Linked DNA regions of Homo sapiens: region 1 is linked to region 2. Evidence: chromatin loops called from intact Hi-C (ENCODE). Cell type or tissue: ovary. All regions are shown on one strand. Links, peaks and the distances in the headings refer to the core of each region. The heading gives the core; the rest is flanking DNA. Region 1 overlaps PCBP3 (poly(rC) binding protein 3). Region 2 overlaps ADARB1 (adenosine deaminase RNA specific B1).

Region 1 (5,373 bases), core at 77-5,076, 680 kb after region 2:
AAGCCCCTGGCAACCACTCATGTTTTTATTGTCACTATAGTTTTGCCATTTGCAGAATGTTTTGTAAGAAACTGCCACAGTTTTGTAAGAAACTGCCAAACTACCTTCCCAAGTGGTTGCATCACTTTGCAAACTAAAATCTCTCTAACCGTGAGATCTATTAGTCATGCTCCTTGGTATTTACTCAAAGGATTTGAAAACTTCAGCCTACACAACAACCTGCACACAGATGTTTATAGCAGCTTTGTTTATCATTGCCAACACTTGGAAGCAACCAAGACATCCTTTAGTAGGCAAATGAATACACCAGTGGTGCATCCAGACAGTGGAATATGATTCAGCACTACAAAGAAATGAGCTGTCAAACCATGAAGTGATGCGGAGGAACCTTGAATGCGTGTTACTTAGTGAAAGAGGCCAGCCTGAAAAGGCTGCATGCTATACGATTCCAACTATATGACATTCTGGAAAAGACAAAACTATAAAAATAGTATAAAGATCAGTGGTTGCCAAGAGTTGGGCGGAGAGATGGATGTGTAGGTGGATCACAGAGTACTTTTACTACAGGGAAAATACTCCGGGTGATGCTGTAATGGTGGATGCGTGTCATTACACATTTGCCCAAACCACAGAGTACAGCACCGAGCGTGAGCCCTGCTGTGAACTCTGGACCTGGGGGGTGGTGATGTGCCCACATGGGTTTGGTTGTGACTCATGTACTGCTCTGGTGGCGGGCTGTGGGGGATGGGCCGTGGGGGATGGGGGTATATAGGAAATCTCTGTGTTTTGTGCTCAGTTTGCTGCTCTAAAAAATAAAACCTAAACAAAGCAGTCGGAGTCCCTGAAGACTGTCCTGTGACAGAGCAGGAAGGGCTCCCTTAGCTCTGAGGGAAAGCGCTGGTTATGTATTTGCTCTTCTCCCAAGAACACACAGTCTAATTTTGATCCTCTTTACAGACGGGATGAAGGGCATGTTCATCAAGTAAGCGGATGCAGGTGCAGAGACCACACCTGGCACGACACTGCCGTTGGGCACCCCAAGGCCGAGGCCGGCAGCCACTGTTGTCCCCAGAGTCCATCTGGTTTCTAGAGTGGAAAATGGAAAGGGGTCAAACCGCCCACGCAGCCCTGAAGTCCTTGATGGTAGTGTAGATTCTACAGTCTTCCCCAGGTGCTATCTTGGCTGAGGTGGGGAAGGCTCCTGGGGACTGTACTTGGCCTTTTCTGCCTTAATATCCTGCTCAAGGCCGGGGCCAGAGGGCTTGTCTGGCAGCTGCTGGGCGCCTCTGTCCAGTGCTGTACCAGAACGTCTAGCAGATGGGTGTGCGGGCACAGGGCCTCTGCCAGATGGACTCGGGCCAAGCTCCGTCTGTCATGTTAATTGTGGGTCCATGATGGTGTCTGAGTCCCCTGGAGTGGGCAGGAGCTCAGGCCCCAGACCCAGCCATTGTCTGAAGGTCCAGGGCCTGGCCACTCACTCTGCCCATCATGCTGTCACTCCAGGCAGTTACTCAGGCCCGCTGGGGAAGGTGGGGTGAATGTTTGCTCTACACCGCAGGACTGTTGCGGGTCTTCCCTGGAGACTGGGTCTCCGTTTCAGCCACTGGCTCTGACCCATGGACCAGCTCAGACCTCATCTCCTCTGAAGGGAGTGGCGCTGGCCTTTTCCTGGCTCTCGGCTATGTGTGGGATGATGCTGGCCTTCTCCCGGCTGTCAGGTGTTTTTGGTGTGTCCATGTCAAGTGTATCCGTCCTGGGAACACCCAGTCCGGCTGCCATGGCAGTGGGCACCACGGGCCAGCACACCTTTGCTGCCTGTGAGGTCGTTGCGCCTACCTGGCCCCATGGGCCCCATTTTATCTCGTCGCTTTGCTGTCTGGGAACTTTGTCACCCACGGATAGGAGTGCCAGGCCCAGGAGGATGTCACGCAGTGTTGGCACTTCAGCTTGGCTGCTGTTCTCCCACAATCCTTGTGAGGGCCTGTGATGACCCAGGTCAGGATAGGACAGGTGGCTTGGGTTCTGCGGGCCACACGGTCTGCAGTGTGCGTGGCCTTGACCTGGTGCTGGAAGGCAGCTGCAGACCACGAGTCAAGGAGGGGGTGAGACTGTGCTCCGGGGAAACGTGGATTGTGGATATGGGCAGCCAGCGGGGCCTGCAGACCCCTGGGTTAGAGCCAAGCCCCAGAGGCACCTTGGTTTCTGAGAAGCCAGAGGAGGGAGTTCCTGGGACCTGGGGGATGACCATGGACCTCTGCTGCCACCTCGTGGCAGGGCTGACGTATCTGAGCCACGTCCTTTTCTCCCGGTTTAGAAATATCCTGGTGGGAGGCGCTTTTTCATCCTTGCAGCAGACAGGCAGCTCTGTTGGCCACACGATCTGGGCTGTGTGCCCCGCCTTCAGCAGAGGCCCTCAGGACCCTGCGGGATACAGCCTCGAGAGGACAGAGCCTCAGACTCTGAAGGCCACAGCAGTGATAGCACACCTGTGTCTGAGGAGTGCGTTCTGAGAGGAGACCCGGCCCCTCGTCCTTGTCCATCCATGTGGCTTCTGCAAAGCACCCTTGTCTTGCAGAGCCAGCGAGCCTGGCGTTGTGACCTGGGCTAACTTGGTACCTTTTCTCTTTTTAGAGGCAGAATCCTTTCTTGAGAACAGCATCTTTCAACTCTTGACCTGCTCCCCCTTCCCGGTTCCCACTTTTTGCCTGGCAGGCTGGGAGGGACCCCCTCTCCTGTGCAGCCTCTCCCTAATCCTGGATTCCGCAGGGGCTCCAAGACCCTCAGGGTCGCCAGTGACTCCTGGGTCACACTGGCCCAGCACACACTGAGCTCCAGCCTGATGTCCAGCCCAGGAGGTCCTCAACTGAGGTCCAGTACCCCCCTGCACCACGCTGTGGGCCCCGCACCCTCCCCCAACTCTTTTCTACAACACTCTTCCCCCTGCACCGTGCTGTGGGCCCCGCACCTTCCCCCAACTCTTTTCTAGAACACTCTTCCCCCTGCACCACGCTGTGGGCCCTGTGCCTTCCCCTAACTCATTTCTAGAATACTCTTCCCTGCCTGCACCCTGCTGTGGGCCCCGCCCCCTCCCCTAACTCATTTCTAGAACTCTCTTCCTCACCTGTCTCCCTGGTTCTTGTTCTGGCTTCTCCACGGGACCCTCCTGTCCTCCCGTGTGATGCTGACTGCTCGTGACATGTTGCAGCCTGTCTCTGCTCCCTTCCCTGCTCTTGTCACTTCTTGCTGGTGCTCTGTGGCTGTCATGCAGACTGGGGTTGGGGTTCTGTTCCCTCTACTGTACTGGAGCTCCAGGTCATGGGAGGCAGCAGAGCCCAGCCCTGGCCCTTCGAGCTTCCGTCCTGCAAGCACCGGCAGTGTCAGGGAGGCACCGCCCAGGGGAGGCTCCTCCTTAGGGTGCATTGTCACTCGGCGTTTCCGACACCTGCTCTCATCATTTTCCTACCTTCTCTTTCCTGACAACTTAGCTATTTATCAGACCCCAAAATCATGAGCCTTGAGAAATGATATTCCACATGCTCATCCTCTGGAGGACACCTGGAACTGAGCTTGCTTCCCTGCTCACCCTGGGAAGTGGTTTCACAATGTCCCTCAACGTGTGACTATCACCCATAGCCTCCGGTATCTCTCTGTGTTCAGTGTGAGGCCATTTGCTCGTTTGACCCTTTTGAAGGTCAGGAGAAGCTGGCAGGACTCCTGCAGGCACAGGCACCGGCACCGTCATCCTGGGAGCCATCGGGGTCCTCAGCCCCCACTGCAGCCTGAGCCTTTCCTCTGGCCGCACTGTCCATTTCTTTAGCTCCTCTTTTGCCTTTTCTGGGGCCTTCTCCGGTGTTCTGCGTTCTTTTAAATGTTTCATGGTTAAAACTGGACACATCCCCCAAGAAGCTATAAATCAACCATAGCAAGAACTGATCTCTTTCCAGGTGACTATAAAAATGATTTTTTAAAAATGGTTCTTTAAAAATTGTCAGTTAAGCAGATAACAGACCCAAGACAGGGCCAGGAGAGTGAGGGGCGGATATGGCATGGGACAGGGTTAGGAGAGCAAGGGGTGGACCTGGCATGGGACAGGATTAGGAGAGCAAGGGGCGGACCCAGCACAGGATAGGGCCAGGAGAGCAAGGGGCGGACCCGGCATGGGACAGGGTTAGGAGAGTGAGGGGCGGACCCAGCAGGGGACAGGGTTAGGAGAGTGAGGGACAGGGTTAGGTGCACGAGGGGCAGACCTGGCACAGGACACACCCATCTTGGTTGTGAGTTTCTGACTCTTCTTGGTTTTGGTGACCTTGACTGTCCTGAGCAGGACTAATCAGGCATTTTTCAGGCTATCCCTCTGCTGGGATCTGTCTGATGCTTTTCTCATGGGTACAGGAAGGGGCTATGAGTTTGAGGAGGAAGCCCCCAGAGGTGAAGTACCACTGTCACCCCATGGTATCGGGCACACCCTGTCACTGTGACTCACATGTGAGGCTGACCTGGGCCCTAGCGGGGGGTAAGGTCTTCCCCCTCCATGCTGTCCTCTTATAGGACATCGGTCTGTGCAACCTAAGGGTGAGATAAGATTGTAGTTTTATTCAACTCTTACTTTTAAAATTTTACAAGGACTCACATTGACGTAGTGGGTGAGATTAGAATTAGACTTTTTAACTTTCTGGCCTAAAACTGATTGTACTGGCACCTTTTGTGAAATGACCTCTGCAGTCCCCATGACCCCTCAGGTCAGTCACCTCTGTTCCCTGCATGTCGTCCTCCCCAGCGCCCGCTGGCATGGCTGCTCTGCTGTGCCAGGAACACAGGGTTTCAGAGTTTCAGAAAACGTCGGCCTTAATTCCTTCAGGGGACCTTCCACACTGTGCAGCTCCAGGAGAAGTCCTGCTGGGGATTCGGTTGAGGTGGTGTCTGGTCTCTTCATGAGTGGAAAGTGCAGCCATTTAACCCCCTTGACCTCCCACCCCAGGCGTGGACTTTCCGCTGTGCAGATTCCCTTTCATGTCCCGCAGAACCACGCGTGTCCGTTCTTCTGAGAGTTTTTTCCTGGTCCTCACACAGTGTGTGGGCTTGGCATGGGCTGCGATCTTTGGCTCTGTGATTCACTGACTCACCCAAAGGGGTGGCCGACGGGTTCCTGCAGGGCAGCTGTGGCAATTCAGGGCCCATGGGCCTGGGTTCAGGGATGCTCCTCAAAGAGTGTGGCAAAGGACCCCAGGCAAAGTAGGTGTTTTTTTTTTATTTTTTAATTTTTATTTATTTATTTTGAGATGGAGTCCCTTTCTGTCGCCCAGTTTGGAGTGCAATAGCATGATCTCGACTCACTGCAACCTCCATCTCCCGGGTTCCAGCAATTCTCCTGCC
Region 2 (5,373 bases), core at 159-5,158:
ATAAGTGGTCTGCAAAGCCAAAGGTTTATAGAAATGGGCAGACCTGCTCTAAGGGGCCTGCTTGCTGATGGGGCCTTGTCTGGATTGCCAGTTCTACTAATTCTGGAATTGGAAGTTCTCATGGAGGACTGTGTGCTGGGTAGGATTTCCAGATCCCAAGATGCTTTGGCTGCATTCAAACCCACAGGGCAGAGAGAGCCCTCCGCCCTGTTCCTTGGCAGAGGCCTCCACACTCCGTGTGCTGACCGGCCTGCCAGAATGACAACAACTGTCAGCTGTCTGCATCCTCCTGGCACCCCTTAGTGTGGCTGCATACTGAGGGGAGTTAAAACCATAAACAGGTGGAGAATATCTCCTTCCAGGGAATCTCAGAGGACTCAGTGATTTAAGAGGAAAAGACCAAACTGCTGCTTTCAGCAGGACCACTGTGTGCTGCCTGCCTGTCAGTGCATACAGATACGGGGTCCTGAGTTGGTGACCTCAAAACCGTGAGCGGTAGATAGACAGAGTAGCCCCTAATGAAGCAGAAAGACTAGAAGAGACAGGACCTAATTTAGGTCGAAAAGCAAAGTGAGGCCTCAGAAGATGAAGGCAGAGTGCGAGAAAGGCTTTCTGGAACTGACAAGTCTGCCATCCACATTTCGAAATGTATTAGAAAAATTGGAAAAAAAACATATGAAGTGTAGAATGTCAGCAGAAAGGTGTGGCCACAGTCAAGAGGGCCCTCTGTGGGTCCTGTGGTCCTGGACTGCAGGTGGGCCCAGTGGAGACTGTGCTGCCCCTCACCCTCCCCGGTGGGTCCTCTGTGATGGGGGTGGGTGAAGCTGAGTGCTGTCCTGAAAATCTGACCATGCACAGCCCCTTTCCAAAGACCCTTCTAATTTTAGAGGCCGCCAGCAGCCACGGGACTAGGCAGCATCAGAGCAGGGACACAATGTGAGTCATATGCGCCTGTGTTCATCCTGTGGTGTCCCTGGGCCCATGGGGGTGGGAGGGATCAGAGGGATCGGAGGGAGGGGAGTAAAACCAGGGGAAGGAGTGGAGGACCACGAACTCCCTCCCCTTCTTGGTGGCCAGCTGCTGTGAGGACTCGCTCTCTTAGGACAGGTCCACTGTCTCTGAGCTCTGGTTCTGGCCTCCTGTCAGGTGCCCTCGTGCGGGAATGAGTGAGGGACAGCAGGGCAGGCTTTCCAGGCTTCCAGCAAGCTCTACATGATGGGTGGGGAGACCCTGCTCTTAAAAACATGTGGACCCTTAGCATTCTTCTTCCTCAGACCTGGGGCCTCAGCCTAAGCTGAGATGACAGGGAAGAACTACAGATACACCAGATTTAGGGAAAATAACGTCAAGTGGTGCAGACAAGTGGAACTGCTGCTTGTGAAGTGGGCTGTGGAGTCGTGATGTTTGCTACGCCCGGCACCATGTTTCAGAACCTGTAGCAGCGCTCAAGAGAGAATCATTCCTTTAACAACAAACATGTACTGAGCCCCTGTGGGGAGGCACTGACCGAGGCCTGGGGACAAATGTGGGGACAGACCAGTCCTGTGGGGACAGCTGGCGGGGGTAGAAAACAGTAGAGCTGCCCCACCAGCCAGCGGCTGCTGGGAGAGCAGGGGTGTCCCCGCACCCAGAGGAGGCACCCTGCCGCTCTCCCCCAGGTTGCTTGGTGTGTGCGCTGCAGGGAGAATCCCGCCCCCAGCTGGTGTCCACAGGGGCCAGGGACACTGGTAGGTAGGTGTGGAACAAGGGAGTTTGTGACTTGGGATTGTTTTCTACTTAAAAAATAATCTGAGTAAAGCTTGGTTTAAACAGCATCAAGTTAAAAAAATTCCTAAGAAGTGGTTGGATTCCCAGTTTATATGTGGCTTTAAGGTTCTGAAGAAGTACACAATTAACCACAGAAGTATGACTTGAATAGATAAGAATTTAACAAAATACACACTGTTGGGTGTAAAATCATAAATATCTGAAGTTCTTAGAAATTGGTAATTTTCTTTTAGCTTTGCTGTGCTCTGAGCATGACTAAACTAAAAGTAATGAATCCAGACCTTGAAGACTGGTGTGTGTGTAAAAGGCAAGAAGTGAGAAGATTCACGTGTAGATCCAGGACAATCTGAATTTACTTCTGTTCAGTAGTTCCCAAAGGCTTTTTCTACATGGAGGGACTCGGAGTGACACAGCAGCTCCCTCTTGTGGGCAGATTCCCCTGTGTAAGGTGCTGGAGGCTGAGGTTCCAGCCTGCAGCCGCTTGTGATCCTGATATGTCGAGAGTTCTGGAAGACTGATGACTGCTGACCCCCTTCTTAACCTACGCCATCGCCATGCTGGTGGTGGGGATGGGGCTCTTGGCCATTCCTGCCCCTTGGCTGCCCTTCCTTGGTCTGAGGGTACGTGGGTGGCCCTTCGGGTGTGCCAGGAGCTTTGTGCTTTAGTGACCAACAGTCCCCTGATGTGTGAAGGCCCATCAATCCGATTTAAAATAAAACATTTGAAGTCTCTTCAGAGGACGGTGTGAGGATGTCTGCGTTCAGTGATGGAGCTTGGCCTCTGCCTTGCCCCTGATTGAGGCTCTGAGGGTTCAGATACAGTCTCTGCCCACTGCATGTGAACAGCCTGGTGGGTGTGGAGGGGAGGAAGCCTGTGATGATGGTGGCACTGTGAGGAAAGTGGGGATGGAAGGAGGTGTGCCCAGGAGGCAGGGCAGGAGAGTTCATGGATGTAGGGTTGCAGCAAGTCTGGAAAGCTGGGTTTGTTTTCCAGGGAGATGGCATGGGAGGTGGGCACCCCAGGCAGGAGGGGCTCTGGATATGACTCCAGAAGCCTGGTGGGCTGGAGGGGAGGGAGAGGCTGGGCCTGCTGGGGGCAGGAAAAGGGCAGACCTGTGCTTAATTTCAATTTCTATGGGAGTGATGCCCTCAAACTTAGAAGGGCTTTTGATGAGAAGCGATAGAGTATAGCTCTTGCCCTCCTCAGTGGCATCACTGATTTTTTAAAATGCATTTTAGATATTTGTATTTCTATATTAATTAGTATTAGGATTGGCTATAAGTGACAGAGATGCAACATAATAGGAGCTTAACCAAGAGAAAGGGCTGCATCCTGCACTTGCTATTGTTTGATTTATGAACTTTAGACATTAACTGTGCACTGTTAGTTCACATGGAGGAGGATTTAGCTCCGTGACGTTTCTCCAACCTTCTTTTCCTGTATCATTTAGGATTGATTCTGGGTGAAGGTCACAGCATGACTCACAGTATCTTACACACCTTGGATGTATATACGCACTTCTTATGTCGTAAGTAATCCAGAGGGAGGAGTTTGCTAGAGCTAGTCCAGAGTTCAGCCATCTTAGGGCTCTGGGTGAGTATCGCTGCAGTACAGCAGCAGCAGCTTTAGACACCACTTCTGTGTTTAAGGCAGGAACAACTGAGAAGGAGCAGGCCGTGGAGCTCTTGTCTATTCCTTTTGTCAGAGACATTGTGGAAGCCCTCAGCATATTTTCACCTGTCTTTCACCAGAACTGTGTCTTTCTCCTTGGCAAGAAGTGTGTTTTGTGGCCAGCTTTAGTCACAAAAGAGACAGAAAATGAGCCTTTCATTTTTGTGGCACCCTTGGTAGAGGGGTAGGGGAAAGGGCTTCAGGACGAGCACTGGATCAGCTTACCAAGCCTGAAACCACGCCCCCTGCTGGTCATCCTAGAGACTGAGTGGCCCATGTGCTCGTGGCCTGTGGGCCCTGGGCGGCCTCTCAGTTTCCTGCATGGAAGGCAGCAGAAGCACTTATCTGGCCCTCAGCTCCTCGGTGGTGTCAGTTTGTCTGACCTCTGTCAGTTTGTTGTCTTCTTTTTTTTTTTTTTTTAAGACAGAGTCTCGCTCTGTTGCCTAGGCTGGAGTGCAGTGGCACAATCTTGGCTCACTGCAAGCTCCGCCTCTCGGGTTCAAGCGATTCACCTGCCACAGCCTCCTGAGTAGCTGAGACTACAGGCGCATGCCACCATGCCTGGCTAATTTTTGTAGTTTTTGTAGAGACGGGGTTTTGCTGTGTTGCCCAGGCTGGTCTTGAACTCCTGGGCTCAGGTGATCCACCCATCTCAGCCTCCCACTGTGCTGGGATTACAGGCGTGAGTCACTGCTCCCAGCCTTGTTTGTCTTCTGTGTTACCAAAGTAGAAAACTTCTTCTGTTCTGTAACCTTGGTTCAATCAAAGTTCCAAATTCATAAATGGCACTTATATTATTATGACGATTGCTGAAAGTCATGCCACAGTTTAATTTGCTTTATACTTGGATTTGGTATACTTGATTTTTTGGTTCTGTTTTCTCTTTTTCCTGATTTCCTTGATTTTTTTGGTTCCGTTTTCTCTTTCTCCTGGTTTCCTTGATTTTTTGGCTCCGTTTTCTCTTTTTCCCATATTCTTGCCTGGCATGGAGTGGTAGAGCAGAGTGGGGAATGGAGTTGAGTTTGGATCCAGCGGTCGAGCAAGTGTCTCAACTCCCATGCTCAGCTTCCTCCTCTGTCACGTGGGGCAGGGAAGGTGCCTGTCGGGCGCAGCGAGCGTGGTGAGTGGTAGTGTGGGGCCGCGTGCGCCCGTGGGCCCTGAGCATCAGCACTTCTGCCTCTCCGTGTTCTCTTGTTGAGAGGGACCACTGCCTTTCTTATGCTATCGCCAGCCTTTTCCAGCTTATTCATTCTGTTTCTTGGAACCCATTTAATTCATTCTTCTTGAAATATGTGTATTTTCTATTTTATTTCAAATTGAGACTTACCTTTCTTATAGAATTTGTTTTCTTCTGGGATCTCTTGATTTTTTTAAAATTGGATTTACTGAGGTAAAATGTACAGACAATAAAACTCTTTTTTTTTTTTTTTTTTTTTTTTTTTGACACAGAGTTTCGCTCTTGTCACCCAGGCTGGAGTGCAATGGCATGATCTCTACTCACTGCAACCTCTGCCTTCCAGGCTCAAGCGATTCTCCTGCCTCAGCCTCCCTAGTAGCTGGGATTACAGGCGCCCGCCACCATGCCCGGCTAATTTTGTATTTTTAGTAGAGATGGGGTGTTGCCATGTTGGCCAGGCTAGTCTCAAACTCCTGACCTCGGGTGATCCACCCACCTCAACCCAGCCAAAAATCATTCTTCTAAAGTGTGCACTCTAATATATTCTGACAAATGTATGCCAGTGCCACACCACCAAGCAGCTGAGGTAGAGAATATTCTTACCCCAAAAAGTTTCCTCTTACCCCGTGCAGATGTCCTACCCATCAGGGCCCAGGGCGACCTTGTCTGATGTTGATGTCCCATCAGATGGTTTGTATTCAGCAGAGCACCTAGACCAGGCTGTGAGGTACAGGTCCGCCCCTGGCAGCCCATGCCTT

Evidence for each region. Peaks named below come from ENCODE experiments on the same cell type or tissue, not always from the same donor. Only the 100,000 strongest peaks of a DNase experiment are listed, where the experiment ranks them.
Region 1: a loop joins it to region 2, with 2.7 times the contacts of the local background. A loop is called at or near these places in 22 of 110 quality-filtered maps.

What each region holds. Positions count from the first base shown.
Region 1 is chr21:45,818,484-45,823,856 of GRCh38, forward strand. All of the region lies in intron 4 of PCBP3 (poly(rC) binding protein 3), which reads left to right. Among named protein-coding and RNA genes, the nearest start is that of PCBP3-AS1, 15 kb to the right of the region's middle. RefSeq lists an enhancer at 3,272-3,957. In ovary, for the core only: a CTCF peak has its summit at 2,256 (motif pointing left); DNase peaks (open chromatin) are centred at 1,428, 2,268, 3,378 and 4,138.
Region 2 is chr21:45,135,081-45,140,453 of GRCh38, forward strand. The region is part of intron 2 of ADARB1 (adenosine deaminase RNA specific B1); the gene reads left to right. Among named protein-coding and RNA genes, the nearest start is that of ADARB1, 63 kb to the left of the region's middle. RefSeq lists an enhancer at 3,594-3,888. In ovary, for the core only: CTCF peaks have their summits at 2,166 (motif pointing left), 2,366 and 3,696 (motif pointing left); DNase peaks (open chromatin) are centred at 2,201 and 3,725.